Regions from separate parts of the Homo sapiens genome. Here region 1 is linked to region 2. Evidence: chromatin loops called from intact Hi-C (ENCODE). Cell type or tissue: PC-3. All regions are shown on one strand.

Evidence for each region. A loop is a pair of places that touch in the nucleus more often than their neighbours do. Peaks named below come from ENCODE experiments on the same cell type or tissue, not always from the same donor. Only the 100,000 strongest peaks of a DNase experiment are listed, where the experiment ranks them.
Region 1: it touches region 2 in a loop (4-fold over the local background); 2 of 110 quality-filtered maps call a loop at or near these places.

What each region holds. Positions count from the first base shown.
Region 1 is chr3:16,720,623-16,728,622 of GRCh38, forward strand. PLCL2UT (PLCL2 upstream transcript) reads left to right here and starts at 3,544. Exons shown (of 6, transcript NR_199590.1): 1 at 3,544-3,813. In PC-3, CTCF peaks have their summits at 3,586 and 3,787; no DNase peak of the experiment used is centred here; H3K27ac peaks cover 695 bases.
Region 2 is chr3:17,035,687-17,043,686 of GRCh38, forward strand. It overlaps PLCL2 (phospholipase C like 2), which reads left to right. Exons shown (of 6, transcript NM_001144382.2): 4 at 7,188-7,263. PLCL2-AS1 (PLCL2 antisense RNA 1) reads right to left here. Exons shown (of 3, transcript NR_046640.1): 3 at 7,066-7,227. Among named protein-coding and RNA genes, the nearest start is that of PLCL2-AS1, 15 kb to the right of the region's middle. RefSeq lists an enhancer at 3,327-4,526. In PC-3, a CTCF peak has its summit at 4,069; DNase peaks (open chromatin) are centred at 4,095 and 5,585; H3K4me3 peaks cover 640 bases; H3K27ac peaks cover 3,966 bases.

The DNA of each region.
Region 1 (8,000 bases), 320 kb before region 2:
CTGGGAAAGATCATACTCCCCTAAAGACAAACACACACAAAAATAATCTCAAAAACGAAAGCAAGCAGCCTTGTCTGAATGGATGGAAGCAGACCATATGAGCCAGAAGATCCACAGCTTCAGGATTGGAGTCACTCCAAGGAGACTTCCCTTAGGCAGAACCCCTAGTGTTAGAAGAAAGTCTTTGAATTACAGCTGAATTGACTGTCTCATGAGAGATCTTCCTTGAGATTTGCCTCAACTGAAGCCAGCCTATAACCTGTTTCCTTCCACCATAGTGAGGTTTATGGGCTGTGACAAAATTTTTCATAATTTATGTGACTGCTTCCTGCTGGGCCTCCATTGGACCCAGTAAGAAAGGGGAGGAAGCTAGGAGGAAGTGAATGGGGACTGCATTTGCAGCACTCACTCCGCTGTAGGATAGGCTCAGCAGGAAATGACCAGATGTCCAAATCAGTGTCCAGAAAAGAACAGCAGCTGAAATCCCATCTAGACTGGCCTTGCTCCAAGTGAGTACATCTGATGGGGAACAATATGGCCCCAGACATTTCTAAGCCGAGAAGGGCAAATCTATGCACGCTGTCCCACACTGCCCACTCTGGCATGCGTGGCAGACATGAAGAATTGATCATGGTGCAATTTTATGATGAGGTTAAGCACAATCTCAGTGCGTTTCTCAACATGGAGCACCAAACAGCTATCGCCAAGTGATCAGAGTTAGGACTCAACTCCCCTCCCCATCCTAGGCTGTATGTATGCTCAGAGTGGTGTGGGTGGCAGGACTGTGGTAGGCAACAAGGTACCATTTATTTATTATTTATTTATTTATTTATTCAATCATCCCGATATAAAAAAGATAAAACCTATGCCTAGCACTGTAGTAGACATTCGGGGATGCAACAGTAAGTAAAACAGGCATGGTCCCTACACATTCAATAAACTGCTAAACAAACATAAATAAATATATTGTAGTGAAAGCTACTGAGAGTTTAGGAAGTTAATAATTAACATGTTCCTCTTCCCCTTATCTTGACTTAGAAACAGCTGAGACAGGCATAGGAGTCAAGGGGATGGAGGTACACTATCACTTTCATTACTAATAAGAAGAATATGGCTTAGGTCTGACCAACTGGGCTTGTTAATGTGCTACAGCTGAATTGTACTTATCACCCTTCTCTGCATAATCCCAGGCCCCAGGAACCGATCTGTCCTGTCAGTCTACTTGCAGGTGTAGAAGAGTCCCGACCAGCAATTTCTTCAAGTGGGAAGGGCCAGGCCACACATGGCCAGTTCTTTCCCCAAACCCACCAATAAGAGAAGTGGTTGCTCCTCCACTAGGGGCAAGGCAAGAGGTGAGGAGTGTTACCCCAGTGGAGGGCCCCCTATTTGGAAACACAGGGAAAGGGGAATAAGTGATCCATCCTCCTCAACAAGGGCCATGCCGGGAAAGTAAAGGGCACAATGAGGGATTATAGGAGGGTACTTTTTTTAGGATCGAGATGTTAGGAAGGCTCCTTTGAGTGAGATATATAAAATGAGCCCTAAGCAATTTGGCTCCAGAATCCAACTTATCTGGGGGGACTAGGTCATGCAGGCTTTGACGTTAAGAAGTTGAGTTTTTTCCTAAGAGCAATGGCACAATTTTGAAGAATTTAAGCAGGGGAGGGAAGTAATCAGCTTTGCGTTTTCAAACAGCTATTAACTAGAGGAAGAATTGCCAAAATTAGAAAAAATACATATATAATACGTATTTACACACACACACACACACACACACACACACACACACACACATATATGTATATATATATGGTGCCCAGTTTATACTAAAAAAAAACCTGTCCATTGTTTATCTCTAATTAAAGTTTAACTGAGTGTCCAGTATTTTATTTGGCAACCCCAGAGAAGAAACAGAAAAACCAACTAAGATGTTGTTGCAGGTGTTGGTAATAGAGAAGATGACATGCAGCAGGTTCCAGTTCTATTTGGAAGTAGACTCTTAGAAATAGATTGATGTGGTAGGAGAGAGAGCCTGGGGTCAAGGGCCAGGCAGACTCTGGAGAGCCTCTGGATGGACAGAGCTGCCAGTGCATCCAATGCCACTGAATGAAAATAAAATCAGTTTTAACATTTCAGTCTGTTGCTCTCCTCTTGTAAATTTATGCACCCTATGTAGCCATCCTCATGACAACATCTATTTATTAACTGATTTCTATATAATGCGGCATTGGAACTAATACTGAGGGAAAGGGCCTTGTGTGCTGCCAAAAAAAGTAGCAAATAAACCATAGTTCTAGCAGTGTTGTGCCTAATATGACATTGCTTGTGACTGAGAAAATTATCGAAAGCCTCTGGGATCAGAAGACAATATAAATTAGTCCACAGATGGGAGGAATGCTGTTCTGGTCTTCTGACTGTGTCCCTTAACTTTTCAATTATGTAAAATTTTATCAATATAACCTATCTTATCACATCACTGTTGTGAATATCATGTGAATTACGAATATAAAACATCTTTTATTAATATTCAGGTATTGTTGTGGACTGAATGTTTGTGTACCCCCACCCCAAATTTATATGCTAAAGCCCTAATTCCCAATGTGATATTATTTAGAGATGGGGACTTTGGGAGGTAATTAGGGTTACATAAAGTCATGAGGGTGGGGCCCTCATGGTGGGATTAGTGACCTTGTAAGAAGGGGAGGAAAGATCCTTTGACTGTGCACCCTCTGTTCCCTGCACACATGGGAGAAAGGTGATATGAGGGCATAGTGAGAAGGTGGTCATCTGCAAGCCAGGAATAAAGACTCCACCAGAAACCAAATTGACTAGAACCTTGATCTTGGACTTCTAGCCTCCAGAACTGTGCATAAATAAATTTCTGTGGTTTAAGCCACTTAATCTATAGTATTTTGTTGTGGTAGCCCTAACTGAATAATATACATACTAATTTTTTTAACAAAAATAATTAGGTATAAGCAGGCAAGAATGTTAACACCAAAGCAAAATCTCTTGCTTTACTTAACTGATTATTTATTTAGAGACAGGTCTCTGTCTGTTACCCAGGCTGGAGTACAATAGTGCAAGCATGGCTTACTGCACCCAGGAACTCCTGGGCTCAAGTGATCCTCCCACTTCAACCTCCTAAGTAGCCGGGACTACAGGCACACACTACCATGACCAACTTTTTTTTTTTTTTAATTTTTTTTTAATTTTAGAGGCAGGGTCTTGCTATGTTTCTTAGGCTGGTCTTAAACTTTTAACCTCAAGCAATCCTCCCACCTTGGCCTATGAGTAGCTGGGATTACAGACCCAGGCTACTGTGCCCGGCTTCTTGCTATTTTCAGTCTGCCAGTGAATTTTCTGAATCTGTAAGCTAGGCCACCTCTAGCATATGTTCTCAAGTCTCCAGTCCTGGAGCAAATTATATTGTGTATATTTCCTTGCCTTTTCCTTTTCTACCTCCCAAACATTCACATTAAGGGCAGCCTTGAGAAGGCAATGTCACAAAAGGTGTGAGTGTGTGAAGAAGAAAGGAGCTTGGTTGCTAGGAAACCAAGGAGCCAGTACAGCCAAACAGCCACTAGGTGCTTAGGGATTATGTGGTTTGTGCTGACTGCATGTATGTTAGTAGATGGGGCCTTTCTCTTTTAGCACCAACTAGAATTCTGCCACATCCAGACTTCTAGTCTGACATCAGATGTAAAAAGATGCTGAATAATGTAATGACTAGTGAGGCTTTCCATTGCGGTGGTCCCCGCTTATTCACAGGGAATACATTCCAAGACTCCCAATGGATGCATGTAACTGAAGGTAGTATCGAATTTAATATATACTGTTTTTTTCTATACATATGTGTCTATGATAAAGTTTAATTTATAAATTAGGCACAGTAAGAGGTTAACAACAATAACTAGTAATAAAATGGACCAATTAAAACAATATACTGTAATAAAAGTTATCTGAACATGCTTTCTCTCTCTCTCAAAATATCTTATTGCAGTGTACTCATCTATTTTCAGACTGCTATTGAACGTGGGTAACTGAAACCGTGGAAAGCAAAACCACACAGATAAGGGAGGACTATTGTATGAAAGACAGAAACCCAACTACAGAAAAGAGAATTTGTTATATATAGTAACTGGGAAGTCTAGGAGTGGATACTGCTTCGGTTAGGACTGGATTCAGTAATGTGAATGTCATTAGCTCATTCTTGATCATACCTGTTTTCCTCTGTGCAATAGTCTCATTCTTACCTATTTTATTTTTCTGACTCTAAGTGGGATCCCTTCAGGCAGTAAGGAAGGGATAGTCTGGCTACAGAGCTCTAGGCTCCTATGTTTCCAGGAACCATCTCCAAGTAAAGAAAGAGCTTTTCTTTGCTAGGATTCGTATGTTAAATCCCAGAGAAGGGATCTGATTACTCGGTTGGGTCACAGGCTCTCCTATTGCACTAATTACTATGGCCAGAGTAGCAGGGTACTCTGATTTGCAGCCCCATTAAGAACTGCATGGAATATGGGAGGCAATTCTCCAAAGGAAAATGGGATGTGTTACAGGAAGATGAGAGAATTAACTGGGCAGGTCAAAACAGCAGATATCCACTGAAGTACTTGAAAAGACATCTACACAGTTAGCTCTGACTTTTATTCATGTGTAACTTCAATCAAAATTACATATGAAGGATGCCCACTGATGCACTGTTTTTAATAAAGAAAAAATGGAAACAACCCCAGTGTGCATTCATAGAGAAGCAGTAAATAATTGTAAATTCATATAGTATAATACGAAATAGCAATGTAACTACTGACACAGAATGTGGCCTTGATATAAATTAAGGGAAAACAACAAGTTGTAAAGCAGTGTTTAAAGTTTAAATTTTTTGTAAAAATGTTATTTCTGTGAATATTGCCCCAAATTGTTAAGAGTAGCTTTCTTATAGGAAGTTACTATTGGATTCCCTTTTGGTGGGTTATAAACTCCTAAAATGTGATATTTTAGAATGAGCAATATTAATTTTATAGTTAAACCAATAAAGATTAAATTTTAAAAATTCATTATAAATACTAAAAAAAAGTACAAATATTATCACCCATTTTGTAGGTTGTTTTTCACTTTCTTGATAGTGTCCTTTAAGACACAAATATTTTACATTTTGGTCAAGTCCCATTTATCTATTTTTGCCTTTGTCACTTGTACTTTTGGTGATGTATCTAAGAAACCTCTGCCTAGTGGGAGGTCATGAAAATTTACACCTTTGTTTTATTCTGAATTTTATAGTTTTAGCTCTTAAATTTAGGTCTTTGGCCTATTTTGAGTCAATATTTATATATGGTGTGAGGTACAGGTCTGTGTAGTAAAAAATTTGGCCTCACCCCGAGAGAGGACTAGCTTTTGCCCTCAGCTTCTGAGAGTTGATCTATATAATACTTAATGGGAGTGTCCTTGTTTAGGGTGGCAGCTGGCCACACCAGATCTTAGGGTGAGGCTAGCTACACAAGAAAGACCAAATATGTGATTTAGGGTGGGGGCTGGTCATGCTAGAAAGATCAACATGTGATTCAGAGTGTGAGCTTTGGGTCACATGGTGTAAGTCAACTTAGAGACTGAATTCAATCATGTTGGCAGTCTGTCAGTCATGTGCACATAATGAAACCCCAATATAAACTCTGGATACTGAAGTTCAGGTGAGCTTCTCTCACTGGCAATACTCTGCATATTGCCACACATTGATGCTGGGAAAGTATACATGCTGACTCCACAGGAAAGGGGACACAGAAGCTTCAGGTTTGGCATCTTCCCAAACTCTGCCCTGTACTTCTTCCTTTGACTAATTTGAATATGCATCCTTTCCCTATAATAAACTGTAAAAATCAGTATAACAACTTTCAGTGAAATCCTGTGAGTCCTTATGGAAAATTATGAAAACTGAAAGTGGCTTTGGGAACCTACCAGAAATTGCAGTTGCTGTCAGAAGTGAGGGCCATTTTGTGGATATTGTGCTCTCTAAACTTGTAGTTGGCTCCAAATTATCACAGTTGGTGTCAGAAGAGGGATTCATGGGACCAAACCTGACTCACTGGAGCATGTAGTTTGGGAAGAAAAAGGATGAAAGGGTGGATGTTAATGAACTTTTCATTTCTGGATGGCTACAGAGTCAGCCATGATATGGAACTATAGCTGTGCTATAATCAGTTACTGAAGGTAAAAGTTACCAATGGAATTTTAAAATGATGGACCCAACTCTAAGAAGTTGTCTCACTGGATGCCTAAGGAAATGCAGAGTAACAAGAAAAAGAAAAAGAAAAATATATGATATTTGGTTACTGTTATCTGTCATATCTAAAATGTGAGTAAGAAGTAATGCAAGAATTTTGGTGTAAATCCTAATGCTGGGCAAAGCTTGGATTCCAGCTGGTTCAAGCTGCAACTATTAGCCTGTAGAGCCTCTACCAACGAATATAGTTAAAATAAAAACAAAAGAAAGTGTTTGTGTGGACCCCCATCCTGGGTCTAGCCTGGATTCCTTCTATTCCAAGCTACAGCTGCTAGCCTCAGAACCCCTATGAAAGGAAAAATTATGCTGAAACAACAGATAGGGAAATAGGTTAGAATGATTTATAAGAGAATAGGTACAACAAAGGGGAAAGAAAGAGGGGCAAATTGTGCACAAATTTGGCTAAGCAAAGTGGAAAACTTTAAATGGTCGTTAAGAAATGAGGTGAATAAAGCAAATATTAATGTAGCCAAAACTAAGTCCTTAATGTGGTATTCTCAGAGCTTGGGTGGAGAATGGCAGCCCTGCTGCTCTCCCAGTATTGAAAGGCCTAAACAAATCAGATATAGCAGGCGGTGGGGGTGGGCTGGGCTGGCTGGGGGAGGTGGTCAGGGAACCACCTGGTCCCAGGGGTGCCAAAGAGAACAGCTCAAATCATCAAGCATCGTTGATGATAGCCAGTCATCTAGTGACCAGTAGAAACAAGGAACCAGGTGGTTTTCAGAGGACAGCATGAAAACCTGCACATAGGCCAGCGGGCTTCTCCCCTGGAGATCATGCAATTTTCCTCCCTCTAGATGCTATCTTGGAGAAGAGAGAAAACAGCCAAGTTGCATCATTTGATTTGACTATATGACTAGACATTTACATTTTTTTTTTTTTTTTGAGATGAAGTCTCACTCTGTCGCCCAGGCTGGAGTGCAGTGGCACGATCTGGGCTCACTGCAACCTCCGCCTCCTGGGTTCAAGTGATTCTCCTGCCTTGGCCTCCTGAGTAGCTGAGATTACAGGTGTGCACCACTACACCCAGCTAATTTTTTGTATTTTTAGTAAAGGCAGGGTTTCACCATGTTGGCCAGGCTGGTCTCAAACTCCTGACCTTGTGATTCACCTGCCTCAGCCTCCCAAAGTGCTGGGCTTACAGGCATGAGCCAACGTGCCTGGCTGATATTTACTGTTTTTACTCCATCATGTCTATACTTGGCTTCTATATCATTTGAAGAAGGTATTCTGCTGTTTACTGAAAACTGAACAAAGAAAAAACCCCATAGATAAAAAATTTTTGGTGTTAGTAAACTGAAAAAGGCTGTTTTAAACAGGAAAATATTGAGATAACTTTAATCAATGAGTTTAAGATTTTACTCTCTCCACTGGAAAGAACACCTAAGAGGACAATGAGATCAATTCTAGAAACAAAGGAACACTGCATATATATAATCTAGCACATATGAATTATACTGCTTATATTTTGACCTATTTCATGTCAAATACATAAAGCATAGGTGATTTGGTGCAGGAGGGTGAAAAGGGGGCAGGCGGATTACTTGTACCCCTCACCAGAAAATCCCTGTGGCACCTCCAGAGGCAGATAGAAGTGTTTGAAACCCAGTGATCCATCTGGGGAAATTGGTCCTTCTATCTTTAAGTGACTTTACAATAACACAACTACTTAGTTAGTGCAGGAGCCCACACTGGCACCCAGGGACTTAACTTCTAGGACTTT
Region 2 (8,000 bases):
AAATTCAAACTCTGCAGTGTAGAAGTTTATATCTTATCCAATCTGGCCCTCACTCCTCTTCTATCCATGTTTCCTTACATTCTCTAATACGAGTTGAGGTGCCTAGAAAGCTTAACAATATTTTACATGATTTCAAGTCCTGGCCTTCCACATCATGCCTGCAGCGGGGTCCTGTGTGTGGCAGCACCCAAATATGCTCCTCTGTATGTTTGTTAACAGTTGAGTAGTGCTTTTTATCAAGCGCATGTCAAGTTCTTTCTACAACTTTCTTTTATATAGGGTTTTTTCCCCCCTATAATTTGCGTAGTGGAAGATGTGGTAGTGGAAATGAAGTTTCATAAGAAACCTAGGACAAGTTACTCTGGAAACGGTTTGTTATTTAGAAAGTGTTTTCATAGTGACCTTGCTGGAAGGGAGGACGACCACAGCTCTTAATGATATGGCAGACCTCGGCCCCTGGATAGGCACCAGCTCTCTGTCCTCCCCACAGTGGACTGCAGCCACAATGCTCTCCCCATGTGAGATGGAAAGGGGAGCTGGGTTTAATTGTAGCGCACAGCTGGCCAAAGACCTCTACAGCAATAATCTTTCAGTATTTCAGTGTAAATTTGTGACTTATATTATGTTCAAGTATTTAAAAGTACGTTGTATTTTCCAACAATAACTTTATAAATGGTGCCTCTTCCATTAGTTCAACTTTGTAACATTTTTCTGTACTTGGAAGCTTTAGTAAAGGAAAAACTTACCTCTGGATTTCAGTTGAGAAGTCTCAAATCCCGATGTTTTAGAATCAAACTAAAATTCTTCACCCGCACAGTAATAATTATTTTAAAGTGTTAAAAAGAGAGATTATATTGTTAACTCAGAGAGGTGTTTCTCTCAAGAGTGCAGAAAAAAGCACCAAAGCTTACAAATTCCCAAGGGCATCTTGATCTTACTTTCTGTCCCATTCATGGCATTAGTGAACTAACTGGCTTTGCAGGGCCAAACAGCACAAGGCTGACCACCCACCAGGGACGTTGAGCTTTAAGAGGCTGTTTTAGTCCATTTTGTGTTGTTGAAACAGAATATCACAGCCTGTGCAATTTATAAAAACTGAAATTTATTTTCTCACAGTTCTGGAGGCTGAGAAGTCCAAAATCAAGGCTCAGTATCTGGTGAAGGTCTTCTGAGTGGCTCCTCACGTGGTGGGAGACAGAAGGGCATGCTAGCTGAATGCTGTGTGAAACCTCTTTTATAAGGACCTTAATCCCATTGACTAGGAAGGAGCCATCATGGCTTCATCACCTTTTAAAGGCCCTGCCTGTTAATATGATCACATTGACAATACTTGAATTTTGAAGGGGACACATTTAAACCATAACAGAGGCTGCCATTCAGAAAATTCTGACTAGATGGGAAAAAATTACTTTGGATTGAATTAGTTCCTATTTTCTGAAAACCTTATCCATGATCACATTTACTGTTCTGTATTCATCCCTGGAGTCCAGAGAAGCAAGTCCTGCTTTGGTCCAGTCCTCCCAAGGTCATCCTGAGCCTGGTGGTGCCTGAAGCCACATCTTGCCACCTGGGCGTTTACTGGTCCACTGAGGCCTATCATGGATCTCCAAGGTGGTCATGGCAGTTTGGGGGGCATTCAGTGGTTAGGGCCAGGTGTATACTGCACCATTTTTGTAAGTCCATTGGCATGTTTGAGAATGATAATCTTTTCATTTTTTGAGTTTGGAAAGATACTTCCCTGTTATGTGTCAAGTAATCATAGAATCCATGTGAAAGAACAAAGTTTTTTTACTGTCTAGCCTTTTTCTTTTATAGCAACTTAAGGACTTCTCAGACTTTGTAACTTCATTAGAAACAGCTACAACAGAAGATGCAGTAGCCACATCTGTGTTGAGCAGGACAGGCAAAGAAAGCAGTTTAGAGGTTGGGATTTTCTATCTGAAACTGAGATTCAAAACAAGATAAAGGGGAAAAAAATCTAGAATTCAGATGTTATTACTAAAATTTCTTTCACCCAAGTATATAAAATTATTGACAAACTACTTTTATAATTATTAGCAAAATCTGTGTTCTTAAGATGAAGGGCAATTCAGTGAATTGTCTGAAATCAGACATAGGGTCCTTATATAAAACCACAGACTTGCTTATTCTGAAAATGGAATTTTCCTAGTTGATAAGCAAGTTTCAAAACAGAATATGAAGGAGCAGTCTATAGAAATCTAGTAATATATAATATATTTATGTAATAATAACCCTTCTCATAGCTGTATCTATAAACAGAGAAGTTTACTTTACACTAACATGGGAGTTACTTTCAAAACATAGCACTCCGATAAAAGGCATATCTGGTTTCTTTCCAGCTTAATAAAATATAAATTTTAATTTTTACTTTGCCTTTAGTTAAAATTTCCTGCTTTTCATCTGCTCAAATTCTACATTAAAATCTTATATTAGAGGTGATCAAATTTATGAAATAGATTTCTAGGCTATGTTACATCCATAGATTTTCCAAACACTTTAGTTCCAGAAATGTAGGAGGTACTGGTAACAGGCCAGTGATATAAAATCCATTAGCAACAACTATATAAAATCATCTTGCCCTAGAAAAAACAATATAAGCATCCATGTGGCGAGTTACTCAGGCTGGCAGCAGGGTGTCTGATTGCTGTGCCAAGACTTACACCTGTGTGTTTATAGGGGCTTGATGAAATTCATGCATTTGCATTAATGCAAATAATGCTTATATAATTAACCATTCTACTTGGCCTTGCATTCTAGTGACGTATCAGTGTAATATACACAGAGAAAACAAGATAAAGTAGTTTTTTCCTTTGGCTCATGCATCGATATTACTACCTGCACATCTGTTTTTGTCTAATCTGAGATGCTTATTCTAGTAGTTTCACATTAAATATAAATTATTTATTATTTATAATAATGAATTGTAAAATAGAGCCAAGTAATTTATTGCTGTCATTTTAAAATGTTTTCTCAAAGTGCTTTATAGAAACATTGTTCTAAAAAACAACTTTGGGTCAATGTTAGTAGCTGAGATGATATTACTATTGTAATTGTGTGTAGCACCTTTTAGGAGTTACAAAATTTCCTCTGCTTTTGTGCTTTCTTCGGATTGAAACGGCCTTTCCTCTTCACTTGTGCAGTTGCCACTCATGTGTCAAGACCTATAATGGTTTTGTGGGAAAAGCAGAGGCTTCAAGACCAAACAGAATACCAGTTTCATGACTTACTAATTACAGTTATTTTGCCTATAATACCAGATTACCTTGAAAGGTTGCTTATGTTTCAGGTAGGTCTTCAGTGTTCACATGTGTAAAACTAACCTCATAATTACTCACCTCACATGGATAATGTGATCAGTAAATAAAATAGAAAGCACCAAGTACATACTGATGCAGAGATGTTGAATCACTTTCATCTTGATGCATTCAACCAACACTTGTACTATTTATAATCACAGCTTGTTATAAAGTAGCAGATCCAGACAGAAAGTGGCCCCTGCTAGATCAGCTGGTGGCCCCATGTTGCCTCTGCTGCATCCTCAGTGCCATGTGCACTACATTCAATCATAATTGATGGCAGAATGAAAGGGAAACATCAGCCTGCTGAGTAGGGGCCTGAAGGCCCATCGCCTAACCTGTCCTCTAAGCCTGCTGGACTCTTCACCTGGTGTTGCTATAGGAGCCCACAGTCCTGAGAGCTTCCTTAAGAGTACCTAGAGGAGCTCTTAGACTCAAGGAGAATTTATGCAATAGTGCAAAAGTTGAAGATTAATATATGCCTGTTAAGAACAAGAACTATGAACTGTTAACCATACATTAATTTAATTATAAATATGTACCCCAAAATGATAAAAAGATACTTCCTTCTGAAGCAAGTAGTACAAATATTTTATAACAGGTGTGACAACATGAATCATCTCTGCTGAGGTCTGGATAAGTTTTCTGCCTGCCTTGTCTAAGCTTTGCTCATTGTTTACTATGGGCCTACCTTCTCCTAGGCTGGTTCCTTCTGGAATTCCCCTCTAATACAGTCTGCAAATGCCTCCTGCTGTTTACTTGCAAACCTAGGAGGAATGGCTTCTCACTATTGTGTTCTCCACCCTGAAGTATTAGTCATCTTCATATTTTATATACTACTCATGAATCGGGGGACGATATTCACTGTCATTATCAGCAGAGGAACTTCCTGTATTGAAATCTAAGCCACAAGTGGATCCTTCTGTGGCTGTCAACATGGATACCATTACACTACAAGTGCTTCACCATTAAATATCCTGCCAAAGGGCTGTAGCTTCAGAATATTGAATTTTATCACATCCAATAGCTCACAGGTTACAATAGCAATCCCACCTTTTTAGTTATTCTTTGTGCATCTGTTTTATTTCTGTACCATAGTCCCAGTGCAGCAATTGTTCTTTTTTTTATATATATACTTTAAGTTCTAGGGTACATGTGCTTCATTCTCAGCCCTTAGCTCAGGGTCTCACACATAGAGGGCCTCAGTAAACGATTGTCCCAAGAATAAACAAATGATCCTCCAAGTGTTACAGAGTTTAGGAGGCAGATGAGCTTCTATATCTGGACTCTTGAGATGGATGTGCATTTATTCAGCCTTAACGTATATTTTATAGCTGGAAGGTGCATAATTATTTATCCTTTGGTGATACTTAAACTGGAAGATGATTCTAAGAATAATAATGCAACTTGTTTCTCTGAGCTTCATCACACCCAGCTTTTCAAGTGGAACTAAAATTAGTAATGAGTATTGGAAACATTGCCAGTGAACATATGAAAGGAGGGCATTCAGCTAATTTGGGGCTACCAGAAAATGCTCTGCCAGGCCTCCTGGATAAATGGGGAGTCAGCCGTGACAGCTGCCGCTTGCAAGTGTCTTCATTGTGCCAGTCGCTCCTCACACATCCTTTCATTTAATCCTCACATTATGAGGTGTAATGTCTTTAATAAGCTTATTTTATGGGTAGGAAATTAGGGTTATGAGGTTAAATATCTTGTCCTAGATGACAAAGCTAATGAGTAATAGAACCAGGATTAGAACCCATGTAAATCTTTGCTGTTTCTGCCGCTACACCACTCCCAAGATGAGTTTCTCATCTGCATGTGTGAGCCTCTGCTTAATGCTGCTGTTTTGTTCTCCTCCACTCCTGCTTTTGCTCCTGTCCTCATTTGTTTAATGACTGGGTTCATTTCCTTGATCATATTTTTTTTTCCTTCTCCTATTTGAATGATGGGGGCACAGTTGGCCAGTTCTTTGATACTGAGCTGTAACAATCACCATCCTTGCTTGAAGAAGTCCTTGCTTCTTTGTATCTCTCATTTGGCTTGACATCAAAGCTGAAAAAGGTTACTGATGACGGTATGGACCTTTTCAATATGCAAATTATGTAATGGTACAAACGACTTTATATCAGTATAATAAAGTTCTTAACGATTCATTTTTATTGCTGCCTGTTCAATACGTCAAGCTGTAAAATAGAATATTTTAATTTATGGGAATGACTCAGATCTTGAAGAATGAATGTGAAAATACTGAATTCCAAAGTGCAAACTCTGCCATAGGCTGTGGACTTCTTGAGGACAGGGGTTGTATCCTGTAGGTCAGGTATCCCTGGTTTCCACACAGGGGCTGCCTGCAGTAGACCCCAGCGATGATTAAAGATACATTATGAAGGCGTAAATAAATGCCTGCCTTGGCCTTTAAACTTTTGATGTTTACCATTTTTTTAGAACTGTGCAAGTTGATAAATACTATCTGACTAAGCTTAAGAAGCTAGTACACTTTTTAAGAGACATGTTGGTTATATTTTAAATAAGTGTAACTTACCAAAAATATGGTGGTTTTTGAATTATGCAAATAATCCAACCTGCATATATTTAGTTACTATAAGATAATTACTATGGCAATTAGTGATAAATGCTATAAAGAAAAATAAGGCAGGCCAGGTGCGGTGGCTTATGCCTGTAATGCCAGCACTTGGGAGGCCGAGGTGGGAAGATCACTTGAGCCTAGGAGTGTAAGACCAGCCTGGGCAACATAGCAAGATCCCATCTCTACAGAAAATTTTAAAAATTAGCCAAGCATGGTGGCACACACCTGTAGTCCCAGCTACCTGGGAGATGGAGGCTGGAGGATTACTTGTGCCTAGGAGTTGGAGAGTGCACTGAGCTATGATTGCACCACTGCACTCCAGCCTGGCTGACAGAACAGACCGTGTCTCTTAAAAAAATAAAAAGAAAAAAAATGAGGCAGAAATGAAAGGAATGGTTGGGTGTTTATTACTTAAAATATGATGGTCATGTAAAATAGATGAGTAATATTATAATGCAAAATATTTGGATATTTAAATACAAATATGTAAAATTTATACTAAGGTAGATATCATAATTGTACCCATTTGAGCCATGAGACTTGTTTCTGGCTATCCCATTTCCTTTTCATAGTGATTTTAGAGCCAACAAGATTACTTCAGAGGGATCTTTTCCTAGCTTTTTGGTGAGTAAAATAATGGATCAGCTGTTCACTGATTCTTTCCCTTCTTCAAGCTTGGGCTCTTAAAACAAGCACATGCAATTTGGAACAAGAATTCAAATTTGAACATTTTAAAAACCATTAATAGGAACATAAAAATACTAGTTTTAGAGGTACTATTAGTGATGAATGGTATCAAATAAATAAATGCTATTTTTTAATTCTCATTGTATGTTTTAAACTGAATTTCAGATGAAGACATTTTGGCTGAAATGAGTGAAGTGTGTAGGTGTTGAAGTTTTCTATAAGATGAAGTTGAAAATTTTGTTAAAATGGATAACCAAATTTTAAAACTCAGATCAGATTTGCACGCATATTTGTAGCTTTTCACGCTGAAATGAACTCAGTTCAGTATATTAGCTCAGGGTTCAAGTGCAGTGTTGTACTAGCCTCACTGCACTTGGAAAGTAATACTATTCACATCTTGTTTTAACCATTATGTGGGGATGTGTGATGTTATCATTTTCACATGCACATTTGAAGTTGAGTAGTGGAAAGTCAGATAAAAAAGCGTTTAATATCATCACATCAGCCTGTTTTAGGAGAAGAGCCTTGTGCATGAATGCAGGAGGGGATCTAGTTGTCAGGTGTAATCTCATGTCTGGATGTTCCCTTTGCAGATGATTCAGTCCCTCAAGGCGTTGATTGAAAATGCAGATGCTGTATATGAAAAGATCGTACATTGTCAGAAGGCAGGTAAGTGAAAGTTTGTTTCCTCTCTTTAAATGAAATTAATAGCATCATATACTTTGCCCCAAAACTATTTCATTTTTTGGATGCTATATCAAGAAAATCAAATAAGAAAATTATTTTTCTATGGCTAAAGAAAATACCAATTCAGTGGTTCTCAGCCTTGGGTAACAAACTCACCTGAGGGGACCATTCAAAATACATTAACATTGGTCTGAGGTATGGGGCTGGGAATTAATAACTATTTTAAATTCCCAGGTGTTTCTAATGTACAGCCAAAATTGAGAAACTCTGCACTAATCTCTTCTTCAGTGTTAACTGTGTTGCCAAAGCTCCTGCTGGTCACCCGTGACTCTGGTACACAGTAGGATAGGTAAGGCTTGAGTAGAGGGAGAATGGCTTCTTGTAAAGGAGATGGATTCCAGTTACAACCTCCTGACACTTTTTAGTACACTGGCATTTTCGCGTGCTGATAAATTCATTAATTTAACATCCAAATGTTATACCAGACTATAAAATTCTTCTTATATAAACAATCATCCCATTAATTTTAGCTGTGGTAAAACCAAAAAATTCAGTATTCTGCATTGTAATAAAAATACACAAAATGGAGTTCTTTTAATTTTCTGATTTTTTGAGTGTTGATTTGGGAGATTCTATTATGGAGAATATTTTCAAGTCATAAAAAAAAAAAATTGTCCTGACTTTCTAAGGTTTTTTTCGTTGCTGTTCTTTAAAACCAA